Linked DNA regions of Homo sapiens: region 1 is linked to region 2. The links are chromatin contacts, found by Hi-C or POLR2A ChIA-PET in ENCODE. All regions are on one chromosome and are shown on one strand. Each heading gives the region's core, a stretch centred on a gene start or an enhancer-like site at or near the end of the contact. The rest is flanking DNA. Distances are from core to core; before and after follow the strand shown.

Evidence for each region. Hi-C counts contacts between places; a loop is a spot of excess contacts on that map. ChIA-PET counts read pairs that join two places held with the same protein, here RNA polymerase II (POLR2A). Pooled maps may share reads with other maps.
Region 1: a loop to region 2 is called in a map of gastrocnemius medialis, with 3 times the contacts of the local background. The contact joins the enhancer-like site here to the promoter of TM2D1 in region 2. A Hi-C loop is called at or near these places in 1 of 168 maps with a recorded cell type or tissue (gastrocnemius medialis) and 6 of 50 pooled maps. POLR2A ChIA-PET finds 5 or more read pairs at or near these places in 3 of 52 experiments (H1, Panc1 and WTC11).

Annotation. Positions count from the first base shown.
Region 1 is chr1:62,066,445-62,073,057 of GRCh38, forward strand. All of the region lies in intron 31 of PATJ (PATJ crumbs cell polarity complex component), which reads left to right. It also overlaps the pseudogene RN7SL180P. Among named protein-coding and RNA genes, the nearest start is that of MIR3116-1, 9.0 kb to the right of the region's middle. Within about 2 kb of position 2,692, at least 7 of the 41 ENCODE cell types and tissues checked have a DNase peak (open chromatin) inside an H3K27ac peak, as active enhancers do; they include gastrocnemius medialis, where a contact is called at or near this core.
Region 2 is chr1:61,723,891-61,730,790 of GRCh38, forward strand. It overlaps TM2D1 (TM2 domain containing 1), which reads right to left and starts at 1,251. Exons shown (of 7, transcript NM_032027.3): 1 at 1,067-1,251. The coding sequence starts at 1,230. RefSeq lists enhancers at 553-1,240, 697-1,896, 933-1,592, 1,241-1,926.

The DNA of each region.
Region 1 (6,613 bases), core at 1,442-3,941, 340 kb after region 2:
GTGATCACAGCTCACTGCAGCTTTGACCTCCTGGGCTCAAGCAGTCTTCCTGCCACAGCTTCCCAAAGTGTTGAGATTACAGGCAGGAGACACCACACCTGGCCTGTGGGAACTTTGCTAATGTGATTTCACCTAATCCAGGTGGTTAGATGAGTAGGAATTAGGCTGGAACTGACCCAGGAAAGGGCTTTTTAAGTATATTCCTCCTGCCAACTGCACAGACAAAATCAACCCACTGAGACCACAGCATTGCAGTAAAGAAAGAGTTTAATTGACGCAAGACCAGCCCATGCACAGGAGAACTGGAGTTCAGTCTCCCTGAAGGCTCAGACTTTGGGGTTTTTATGGACAGTTTGGTGGGCAGGGGGCTAGGGAATGGGTGCTGCTGATTGGTTGGGGGTGAATTCATAGAGGTGTGGACACAGTCCTTGTTTACTGATCCACCTCTGGGTGGGGCCACAGGATCAGTTGAATCATGAGTCACAAGTCCACGTGGGGTCAGTTTGAAAGATATCTCAAAGAACCAACCTTAGGTTCTACACTAGTGATGTTATCTACAATTGGGGAAATCAAAAATCTTGTGACCTCTAGCCATATGACCCCTGAGCAGCAAGGGATTATAGAAATTATGCCTCTCTTAGCAAAGAGTTCAGGCCCCTCTCATAATTCCTATTCTTTCTTTTTTTTTTTTTTTTTTTTTGAGATGGAGTCTCGCTGTGTCACCCAGGCTGGAGTGCAGTGGTGCAATCTTGGCTCACTGCAACCTCCACCTCCCAGGTTCAAGCAATTCTCCTGCCTCAGCCTCACGAGTAGCTGGGACTACAGGCACATGCCACCACGCCCGGCTAATTTTTTTGTATTTTTAGTAGAGACAGGGTTTCACCATGTTAGCCAGGATGGTCTCAATCTCCTGACCTTGTGATCCACCCACCTCAGCCTCCCAAAGTGCTGGGATTACAGATATGAGCCACCACGCCCAGCCCCGATAATCCTATTTTTGTGGCCTTTCATTACTCTTACAAAAGGAGCTTTTGATCCCTAAGCAAGAAAGGGGTTAGTTTTAGGTGGGGACTATTATCATCTTTGCTTTCAAGTTAAACTATCCACTAAATTCCTCCCAGAGTTACTATGGCCTACATGCAGGAATGATCAAGGACAGTGAGGTGGTCAAGAAGCTAGATCAAGTCAACTATGTCACATTTCTCTTACTGTCATAATTTTGCAAAGGCAGCTTCAGCTACAAAATGGAAGCCCAAGGACCAAAAGTAGTAGTAAACATTAGTGTTTGTTTGTTGTTTGTCTGATGGGCATATTTTAAGAATTGTTAAATTTGAATGCTTTTAGGCTGAACCACCATCTCTGTTTGTTTGTTTTGAGATGGGGTCTCACTCTATAACCCCAGCTGGAGTGCAGTGGCACGATCTCAGCTCACTGCAACTTCTGCCTCCCGGGCTCAAGCGATCCTCCTACCTCAGCCTCCTGAGTAGCTGGGACCACAGGTGTGCACCACCATGGCTGGCTAATTTTTGTATTTTTTGTAGAGATGGGGTTTCACCGTGTTCCCTAGGCCAGTCTCCTGAACTCAAGTGATCCACCCACCTCGGCCTTACACAGTGCTGGGATTACAGGCGTGAGCCACCGCGCCTGGCCTAATTTGTTGTCTTATACTCAGTTCACGTCATTCACCTTCAGTTGGCTCCCTTGCAGCCTGATGCCTGGATGCATCTGAGTTTGTTATCCTGGTGGATATTTTCTGGGAGAGATGGGCTCCACCCTGTTTCAATTAGGGATCTCTTTGTTGCAAGTGACAGAATCTCAATTTGACATTACTTAGACAAAAGGAGAAATTTACTCAAGGGCTAGAGGTTTGTTTGTTTGTTAGTTAGTTTGTTTGTTTTTCATATACTTGCAGGCAGCGTGTGGTTGACACTTAGCCTCAGAGGTGGTTGGAACCAGAGGCCTGCTGCTGCCAGGGTTCTCTCTGTTTATCTGACTTTCCTCCTGCAGATGTGCTTCTTCAGCCTGATGTGTGTATGGCTGCCCAAAGCTCCTAAGCCTCTCTGCCAGAAAAGAGCTGACTCTTCCCTTGGGTCTACTTTGGAAAATCCGTAGAATATTCTTGTGTGGTTCAAGTGTCCACCCTTGGACCAGTTACTGTGGCCAGAGAGACAGGGCATTTTGATTGTCCAGCTTTGGGACAGAGATCAACCAGCTTTGGGGATTGTCAGCTGGACATGTCACCCATCTGTTATATGGGATATTGCCAGTGTTGCCTTTTATGTCCACCCTTCAGAAGCTCCTTCACTTGATCACAGTAATTTTCCTGGCCCACAAAGCATTTTCTTTCAGAGCTCATAGTGCTGTGCTGAAGATTATAGCATCATGCTGCCAGAATGTGTCATATCAGTTTATTTCATGAAATGAGATGACCTTTCTACAACATTTCTTCATTCTTCTTTTTTAGGGGTCCCTTGCAAAGTAAACACATTAGAATGTCCCCAAACCTCAGTTTTGAAGGCATTAAGAGCTCCTTTTGTGTAATAATTGGGCAATTAGCAAATTATAAATTCATGTTTAAACACAAAATATGAAGGAAAGCGACCCAAGGTCACTGCCGTGGCTACTGCCATGATTTTTTTTCCCAACCCAAGTTTAAAATAAGCAGGCATGACTTGTTCTGACCTGATATTGGATCTAAAAACGGAATCACTATGTCATTGCTGGCTAAGAATCTTGCGTGTGTTGCTGGGAGGAGGTAAACAGTACTTTCCCTTTCCCTGAAGGTTTACTCAGTTAAGAGCAAGGGCTCTGCAGCAAGATGTGTCTGAGTTAAGTTCTGGCTTGGCAAATAATAATTTAGCCTCTCTGTGCCGCAGTTACCTCAGCTCTGCTGAGGTATATAATTATACCTCAATTATATTATAAGAGCAATAATTATAAGAGCAATAATTGTCCCTAATACACAGGTCTGTTGTGTACACCAACAAATGGGTAATATGCCTAGCTCAGTAACAGGCACATACTCAGGAGATTTTAGCTGTCATAATTTTCATCATCATCACGTACCAGCTCCATCCCTTGGCTCGGATGTTTAAGAGTAATCAATATAAGAAATGAGACAGTGCGTCAGACCAGATGCTTTTCAGAAATCCAGTTTTCTCATCTATTCCTTCTACATTTTTGAGGACAAGAAAAAAGGAAGGAAACTGACACTTCAGGCTCCTGCTACCCACCACACACCTTCACGCATCTACCATTCAGTTGTATTCATTTCTATGATTATTTCTTTAACATCTGTCTCACTAGGTCTGTAAATGTGCTCAGGGCAAGGGCTCCTCTGTTTTTCTTTTTGTTTGTGCTGGCATGTAGTAGGTGCTCAGTAAGCATGTATTGAATTCAACTTTGCTCACAACCCCTTATTCAGGTAGCAGTTATTGCATTCTTAATAAAAAAATGAAGGTTTCCAAACACTATTACTGCTAGTAAGTAGCAGAACAAGTCTGAACCCAGATTATCTGGCTGTTATTCCAGTGCCATTTCTTTTTTCTAAAAAGTTCAAATGATAAGGAAGAATAAAACCAAATTAGTACTTCTTCCATGTGATGTGCAAATTGGATTTTTAAACCTGTAGTTTGGGAAGTCAGGTCCTTTGTCCCACTGCTGGTTAATTGGGGTTGAAACCAAGGTCGAATTGCAGATCTACAATATCATTTTCAAACAGAGGCACTTACTTTTGCTCCTCCTAAGGCCATTTGATACACACTGGTAGGAGTAACACCAATAGTTTCTGTTTACGAGGCAGGTTAGAGTTTTTCCTCTAAAAATTCCCATGAGCCTTATTGACCTTTTCACGTCTTTTTTCTCTCTTTTCAAGTGTGATCCTTTAAAGTAAAGGCCACAGAGTCATCTTCACTGTGTGACCTTCCTTTCATGGCTGGTTCTCAAATCCACGTGGGTGCATTTAAGATTTAAGTTCCCGAACTTTGATTCACTCAGCACTAACACTTTATAAAGCCCATATTCTATTCTGCCATATGTTGAAGAAAGAAATAAGACAAAGTCGATCATATTAAGATATGGGAGACACATACATAAAAAGATACAATATAATCTTGCAAATAAGTGATAAAATTCATTGGTTCATCTTGTGGAAGGGGCACCACCCAGGGGCTAAGGGAAGAATTACAAGAGGAGGTAATTTTTTTAGTTCATTTTATATCATATCATCTGTTTAGAAGCAAAATTTATAAAGGGCAGGGGAGCAGTCCTAGGATCTTTCTCATAGAAGGGGAAAATTAAAGAGAATCTGAATGAGTGAGATAAGTCTGGCCCCCCAAAAATCAGTTAGAAAGTAGGCAGCTAAGTGTAGGCATGGTCATCCAGGAGACCTAGGCTCCAGTCTCAGGATAGTGCTTACTGGGGTTAAATCTTTCAGGTTGTAAACCAATGGGGAATTAAGGACATAGGATGAGATTGTAACTGAATCTAATAACAATGAACAGCTGGGCATAACTTGGTCACTATCTATTGTATTGTTATACATCGAATGGGAGCCTGGTGAAGAAAGGCTGTGTGAACATGCCTAGGAAAGAGACCCGAGGCAGGGGATGTCAGATTCAATTAAAAGCAAAAAACAAACAAACAAAAACCAGTTACAGAAAATACTGTGAGATACAAAGGTAAGTTAGTCTTACTTACTCTAAAAATTGCCTCCAGCATTTCCTACAGGAGAAAAGTGTCCTTTCTAGGTCGCTTCCAAGACTCTTAGCACCGTGGTTATGGGTGCATGTTCTGGGCTCTGCACTAGTCCCCTGTAGTGCATTTAGGAACATGGGGCTACCATAGCCCAATTCCATTTACTATCATCATTAGCATCTTTAGTAAATATTATTAATTGCCAGGTGTGTTGCTAAGGGTGCTCATGTATTACTTCATTTAATCTTTTCAGCATCCTGAAATTATAGCTACTTTTATTTTTTTCCATTTTATGGATGGGGAAATTAAGGCTTGAAGAGGGCAAATAACCTGTTCAGGTTTGTAGATCACTTTTTTTTTTTTTTTTTTTTGAGACAGAATCTTGCTCTGTCACCCAGGCTGGAGTGCAGTGGTGCAATCTCAGCTCACTGCAACCTCCGCCTCCCCAGGTAAAAGCAATTCTTCTGCCTCAGACTCCCGAGTAACTGGGATTACAGGCACCCAGCTAATTTTTGTATTTTTAGTACAGACGGGGTTTTGCCATATTGGCCAGGCTGGTCTCGAACTCCTGACCTCAGGTGATCCACCGCCCCCACCTTGGCCTCCCAAAGTGCTGGGATTACAGGCGTGAACCACTGCGCCCGGCCAGGTTTGCAGAACTCTTAAGTTGAAGAGCTAGGATCACAGACTCCTAACATTCCATTCATTATACAAGTTATCCCTACCTTCCAGATCAGCTTACCTACCTGCTGTCTGTGTACTACACCTCACCACCTGGGTGTCTCTCAGACGTTACCAAGAGACAGAGTAAACCCATGCTTTCTCCTATCCAAACCAGTCTCTCCTGTTCCCTGCTTTGTCCAAACCCAGTTGCAGGAATTTATGCCTTAAAGTAAACCATCGTATGATAATTTCCCCTGAAAATGTGCCTATTAAAAAAAAAATAGGATATGATGGGAGGCAGACATAAACATTCTGGTCAATTTATTGGTGTTATTATTTATTTCAGTTAATAAACTGCCCTTTCGCTATGCTTCACTTTCCACGTGTTTAGGCAGTTTGGATTCTCCCAAGTCTGGATTCTGCACTCCTCCGTGGGGTTTAGAGCTAACTTACCTTTATCCCCCAGTATTTTCTGTAGCCGTGGTTTTTTTTGTTTTTGTTTTTTTGTTTTTTAATTCTAATTGAATGTCTTAAGGGGAAAAAACTCTAGTTCAGGATTTGAGCCCTGAACAGATAGTTTTATAGGGATATTAGTGTAACGAAAAAGAAAAAACTCTGGCTGGAATGACCATCAAAGGATATCTGGCCGAGTGTGTTGTTGCTCGTGTAGTCCCAGCTACTCAGGAGGCTGAGACAGGAGGATCACTTGAGCCCAGAAGTTTGACGCTATAACGAGCTCTGCCAATTGGGTGTCCACACTAAGTTCGGTATCGATATGGTGACCTCCTGGGAGGAGGGACCACCAAGATGCCTAAAAAGGGGTGAACCAGCCCAGGTCAGAAACAGAGCAGGTGAAAACCCCTGTGCTGATTAGCAGTGAGATCATGCCTGTGAAGAACACACTGCGCTCCAGCAGCAACATAAAAAGACCCTGTCTTTTATTTAAAAAAAAAAAAAAAAAAGAAGAAAAAGAAAAAGAAAAGAAATCTGATAGGTCTAAGGCCTCACAGATCTGAAAGGGCTGAAAAAACATTTGGAAATGACAAGGCTGTGTTCATTTCTAAGAGTTAGTCCAGTGGGTGAATGAAACTTTTTTGCCCAGTGTTTTGGTCATTTTTGTAGTAGACTGAAGCCCAATTAAATGTACTAACTGCTGAAATTGGAAAGTGCGGTTGAGCCCTCCAATGCTGCTAATTGGTTGTGTCTTTTACATTTCAGGAAGACATGTCCCAGGTGATTGGTCAGGGCATGGTGG
Region 2 (6,900 bases), core at 1-2,500:
GAGGCTGCTAGTTTGTCCAAGTCAATAAGCATATGTACAAATATACTTTTAGTATTGCTAAGTAATACTTGAGGCAGGAGGATCACTGGAGCCCAGGAGTTTGGGAAGAACAGCCTGGGCAACATAACGAGAAGTCTGTCTCTACAAATAATATAATAATACATAAACATTACAATAAACCTTTAAATTTGCCCCATAATTATCCACGTTTTTACTCATGAGAAAACAGAGTTCAAATAGGTCACCCAAGGTTGCAAAGTGCAACAGAAATTTATCCACTGAGTCCCCACGCGGTGGTTCATGGTGAGGGGGATGCGGATCGCTTGAGACCAGGAGTTCAAGACCAGCCTGGCCAACATGGCGTAAACCCCGTCTCTACTAAAAATACAAAAATTACCCGGGTGTGGTGGCGCATGCCTGTAGTCCCAGCTACTCAGGAGGCTGAGGCAGGAGAATTGACTGAACCCGGGAGGCGGAGGCTGCAGTGAGCTGAGATCGTGCCACTGTACTCCAGCCAGGGCGACAGAGTAAGACCCTGTCTCAAAAAAAGAAAACAGAAAGAAATTTGTCTGGCAGTCTACCATCTCATGAAGTTTGAAGATGACATGAGGTAATATGCATAATATACATAAAGTTAATGATAAATGGGCAACACATTGGCTAGATCGTTATTACTTGTCTTCCCCCTAGGAAGAGTTGGCAAACATTTCCAGGGTAAGAGACTATCCATCTTTGTATTACTAGTGTCTAGAACGGGGCCTGGCATACTTCAGGATCTACATGTTTTACTGAACAAGTAAGCACACTGATAAAAAAGAAAAAAAAAGTGGATCAGAAGAGGAAGCGCCAATGACTAGTAAAATCATAAGGAAATCACAAAGGGTGGCCTCTGGCCCTCCCATCTCCACAACTCTGTTCACCTTCAGGGATCCTTCAGTCATTAGAAGCCACAGATCAGATTATCGTTTTCACTCAGTACAGCCCTAGCCAGTCCTGACGGCAGCGACCCACCTGCGACCCCAACTCTACCTCGCCTCCATGGGGGGGTGTTCTCCACAGAGGATATTGTCCCACTTTGAGGTCCTCGCACTTAAGCGACTCCTCGCCCCCGGCGGAGGTGGCAACAGCCCCCCAGGGTCCTGTAGTGACTGAGACGAACCACAGGACACCAACGAGTCTGGCCGTCACGGCCTCCGGAGCAGACGGACCAGACGGCCAGGCGGCCGCCATCTTGGAGACCGACACTTTCTCGCCACTTCCGCTTCCGCCTCCGCCCAGGAGCGGGAGGGAGAAGGGCAACAGGGCGAGGTTCTTAAAGGGACCTCGCATAGGATAGAGGCCAGTTCCGTCTCTTCGCGTGTTCTTCTGCCCGTGAGCCCGTGGAATCACATTGGGAGACCCTTTTAAAATATGCATGTACCCAGTCCCTCGAGGCGAATTTTCCCCCACGAACCCTTGGAAGGAGCTAAGGTTAATCTTTGAGTGCTGGAGGAAGGAAACGAGTGGTTTAGGCAATCAGGTGCTTCACCCGCTTCTCATTCCCGCGCCCTTAGCTGAGGCTTCTCGGTCCTCTGAAAGTGCCAGCGGCGTCAGAGGTTGGAATCAATGCTTTCCTGACATCATCGCAGTTAGCCCTGATAGGTTTTGGGTTTACAGATAAGGAACAAGGCTCAAAGACGCTGAAACACACTGACCTTAATCACTAAGTGACTCAGTCGGAATGAAATTGATGTTTGCCAGATTTCAGATCTATGCTCTTACTAATTGACATAATGTCCTCCTGTAACTTTAGAGAAGGATTTTGGAAGGCTGCCACGAACAGAACTTAAAAACTGTGAGAGACATTACGCCTTTTAAAAAAAAAAAGTGACAATTTAGGTGGGGGATAATTTGGGGGGTGGAAACTGTAACAAGAGGAAACCAAATAGTTTATGATTAAGTGAAAAGTTGAAGATTTTTTTTCCTCCATCTGTTGTTTTTAAATTTCTATATGTTCTAAAAGTTCTGTGGTGGGGAACTTTAACAGTGAGGAAAAAATGTTTTCGTAAAGTTAAGTTTAATCTTTTTTTTGTCTAACAATATAAAAATTTGAACTTGAGTGGTGCTTCTTCATCCATACTTTAGCACTAACTTTGGTGGTTCTCAAACTTTGAATAGCATCTGAATCACCTGTAGTAGTTATTAAAACAGAATGATAGAACCGGCACTCAGAGTTTCTGATACAAAAGATGTAGGGAGGGACTGGATAATTTCCATTTCTAGGAGATCCCAAGGGATGTGGGTGTTGCTAGTCCAGGGACCCCCACTTTGAGAACACTGGTATAATGTTTTACGAGAAGTAAATTTTTTTTTTTAAGATGGAATCTCTCTCTGCCACCCAGGCTGGAGTACAGTGGCAGAATCTCAGCTCACTGCAACCTCTGCCTTCTGGTTCAAGTGATTCGCCTGCCTCAACCTCCTGAGTAGCTGGGACTGCACGCGTGCGCCACCACGCTCAGCTAATTTTTGTATTTTTAGTAAAGACAGGGTTTCACCATTTTGGCCAGGCTGGTCTCGAACTCCTGGCCTAAGTGATCTGCCCGCCTCTGCCTCCTAAAGTGCTGGGATTTCAGGTGTGAGGCCACACTGTGCCTGGCCTCATTTTGGAATATATATTCTGGAAGACATACAACTATTTGAAGTAATATTTAAACATAAACTACGTTTTTAAATTTTCTTTTTTTGAGGTGGAGTTTCACTGTTGTTGCCCAGGCTGGACTGCAATGGCATGATCTCGGCTCACTGCAACCTCCGCCTCCCAGGTTCAAGCTATTCTCCTGTCTCAGCATCCGGAAAGGCTGGGATTACGGCGCCCACTACCAGCCCAGCTAATTTTTGTATTTTTAGTAGAGACGAGGTTTCACCATGTTGAGCAGGCTGGTCTCGAACTCATGACTTAAGGTGATCCACCCGCCTCTGCCTCCCAAAGTGCTGGGATTACAGGCGCGAGCCACGGCGCCTGGCCCTAAAATTTTCATAATAAAACAACTTTGTAGCATTACTATGCTTTATTCATTCATTCATTTAGAGACAGAAATGGAGTTGAGACGGGAGTTTTGCTCTTGTTGCCCAGGCTGGAGTGCAATGGCACGATTCTCGCTTACTGCAAACTCCACTTCCCAGGTTCAAGCTATTCTCCTACCTCAGCCTCCTGAGTAGCTGGAATTACAGCCATGAGTCACCACGCCTGGCTAATTTTGTATTTTTAGTAGAGACGGGGTTTCTCCATGTTGATCAGGCTAGTCTCCAACTTCCGACCTCAGGTGATCCACCCGTCTGAGCCTCCCAAAGGTCTGGGATTACAGGCATGAACCACCACGCCCCGCTGCTATTTTTTGAGATGGAGTCTCGCTCTGTCATCCAGGCTGGAGTGCAGTGGCACGATCTTGGCTCACTGCAACCTCTGCCTCCCGGGGTCAAGCAATTCTCCTGCCTCAGCCTCCTGAGTAGCTGGGATTACAGGCGCACGCCACCACGCGCAGCTAATTTTTGTATTTTTTAGTAGAGACAGGATTTCACCATGTTGGTCAGGCTAGTCTCGAACTCCTGACCTCGTGATCCGCCCGCCTTGGCTTCCCAAAGTGCTGGAATACAGGCGTGAGCCACCGCGCCCCGCCGCTATTTTTAATTTAAGACATTTATACATAATATTTATGCTTTAAATCAGGTTTAAATGATTTAAGTGAAAAATTTAGTAGTTCAGTTATAAACTTCCTATTCTAAATGGACTTCTTCCTTCTCTCTTTTTTCTTCCTTCGTTTTTCCTTTCTTTCCTTTTTTTCCGTCCTCCCTCTCCCTCCAAAAAGGAAAAAAAAATTGTTTTTAATTGAGCATTTACTATGTACTCAGCATGAAGCTAGACCCTAGACTCAAAAATTTAGACAAAAACCCTGCAGGTAAGCACTTCCTGTTTGGTAAGGGAAAATACAAACAGTTAAATACTATTTGATAAGTGTTTGATAATTGTTACATTAGAAGCACATACTAGCTACTGTAGTAGGACAATGGGTTTGCTTAAGATATTCCTCCTGTGCCTGGCGTGGTGGCTCAAGCCTGTAATCCTAGCACTTTGGAAGGCCAAGGAAGGCAGATGGCTTGAACAAAAAAAAGAAAAGAAAAAGAAACATTTAAAAAAGATTCTCCCAAAATAGTAGTTGAAACGCTATATTTTTGTAGGATACATGACTGCTTAAAAAGGTATAGCCTAGGGCTGGGCGCAGTGGCTCACACTTGTATTCCCAGCACTTTGGGAAACCAAGGTGGGCGGATCGTGATGTCAGGAGATCAAGACCATCCTGGCTAACACGGTGAAACCCTGACTCTGCTAAAAATACAAACAATTAGCCCGGCGTGGTGGGACGCGCCTATAGTCCCAGCTACTCCAGAGGCTGAGGTAGGAGAATCACTTGAACCCGGGAGGCGGAGGTTGCAGTGTATAGCCTAGAAAACGAACCTTTAAACTTTTACTTAGGCCAGGCGTGGTCACTCAGCCTGTAATCCCAGCACTTTGGGAGGCCGAGGCAGGCAGATAACCTGAGGTCAGGAGATCAAGACCATCCTGGCTAACGTGGTGAAACTCTGTCTCTACTAAAACAAAAATTAGCCCTGCGTGGAGAGGGCGCCTGTAGTCCCAGCTACTCTGGAGGCTGAGGCAGGAGAATCGCTTGAACCCGGGAGGCAGAGGTTGCTGTGAACCCAGGTCTGCCATTGCACTCCAGCCTGGGTAACGAGCTAAATTCCGTCTCAAAAAAACAGATAAAAAAACAAAAAAACCTTGAATTTAAAAAACAAAAACCGGCCGGGTGCAGTGGCTCATGTCTGTAATCCTAGCACTTTGGGAGGCCGAGGTGAGTGGATCACAACGTCAGGAGTTCGAGACCAGCCTGGCCAATATGGTGAAACCCCGTCTGGAGTAAAAAAAAAAAAAAGTGCAAAAATTAGCTGGGCATGGTGGTGGGCGCCTGTAGTCCCAGCTACTCGGGACGCTGAGGCAGGAGAATCGCTTGAACCCAGGAGGCAGAGGTTGCAGTGAGCCGAGATCATGCCACTGCACTCCAGCCTGGGCGACGGAGCGAGACTCCGTCTCAAAAACAAGCAAACAACAACAAAGACAAAAAAAAAAAAACACAAAAACCAAACAGAAAAGCTAATCAAATGTACAATATACAGCTCAACACCATCCCTCAGCCCTATTCTGAGATGAAATTTATGACATGGTTACGAGGCAAGGATTAGGTAAAATCTGGCCAGGCACGGTATCTCACGCCTGTAATCCCAGCACTTTGGGAGGCTGAGGCAGGCGGATCACCTGAGGCCAGGAGATAGAGACCAGCCTGAGCAACATGGAGAAACCCCGTCTCTACTAAAAATTCAAAAATTAGCCAGGCATGATGGAGCGTGCCTGTAGCCCCGGCTACTCAGGAGGCTGCGGCAGGAGAATTGTTGAACCCGGTAGGTGGAGGTTGCGGTGAGCCAAGATCACACCATTGCACTCCAGCCTGGGCAACAAGAGCAAAACTCTTCTCAAAAAAAAAAAAAAAAATCTGTCAAAGGCAAAATTACAACAAATTCAGTTATATATCTAATTAACTTTTAGTCACAATTCAAGGAGTGGGGCAGCCTTCATTCTATACACTAGAAAGAAAACTCCCGCTGGGCAATAATAAAACACTGGGTTTTGTAAGGTGGGAACAAAGAAACAGCAACAGAAAAATTCGCGGTTGGAGGCTGGGCATGGTGGCTCCCCAACACTTCGGGAGCCCAATGTGGAAGGATCACTTGAGTCCAGGAGTTTGAGTTCTAAGACCAGCCTGGACAGCATAGACTCCATCTCTACAAAAAGCAAAAAATTGCCTGGGCATGCCTCTAGTCCTAGCTACTAAAGAGGCTGAGCCTGGAGAATCAGGTGAGCCCAGGAGTTCAAGGCTGCAGTGAGCCATGATTGTGCCACTGCACTCCAGGCTGGGCAATAGCACAAGTCCCTGTCTCCAAAAAAAAAGTGGGGAGGAGGAGGGAGAGGAGGAGGAGAAAAAAGAAAAAGAAGGGGTTTGTAGGGTTTTTTGTAAGGGTTAAAGCAGAGGGGACTTCCTTGTTATGGAGACTCAAGTAGACTGGAATCTCCTGCTTTCAGGAAAAATTGGTCTGTTTGGGGATCTATCTGCTTCCTTAAACCTTCAGTTGAGCATGTGGCTTTTAGCATGAGTGAATCCATTTTGGTTTGATCTGGTATTTGGGGGCCTAGTGCAGGAGCTCAGTTTGAAACAATGGCCTCCCATAATTTTTGTTTAAGAAATCCAAGACTAAGGATCAGAATATCTGTTACACATATTACCTGGTAATAAAAGACAGTAACTTTGCATTTTGACTACCATTTTGATGCTTTTAGAATGTTCTGGTTTGGAATCTATAAAGAACTTAAACAAATTTACAAGAAAAAAAACAACTCCATCAAAAAGTGGGCCAAGAGTATGAACAGACATTTCTTAAAAGAAGATATTTATGTGGCCAACAAACATATGAAAAAAAGCTCATCATCACCGGTCATTAGAGAAATGCAAATCAAAACCACAGTGAAATACCATCTCACGCCAGTTAGAATGGCGATCATTAAAAAGTCCGGAAACAAAAGATGCTGGAGAGGATGTGGAGAAATAGGAGTGCTTTTACACTGTTGGTGGGAGTGTAAATTAGTTCAACCATTGTGGAAGACAGAGTGGCGATTCCTCAAAGATCTAGAAACAGAAATACTATTTGACCCAGCAATCCCGTTACTGGGTATATACCCAAAGCATTATAAATCATTCTACTGTAAAGACACATGCACACATATGTTTATTGTGGCACTTTTCACAATAGCAAAGA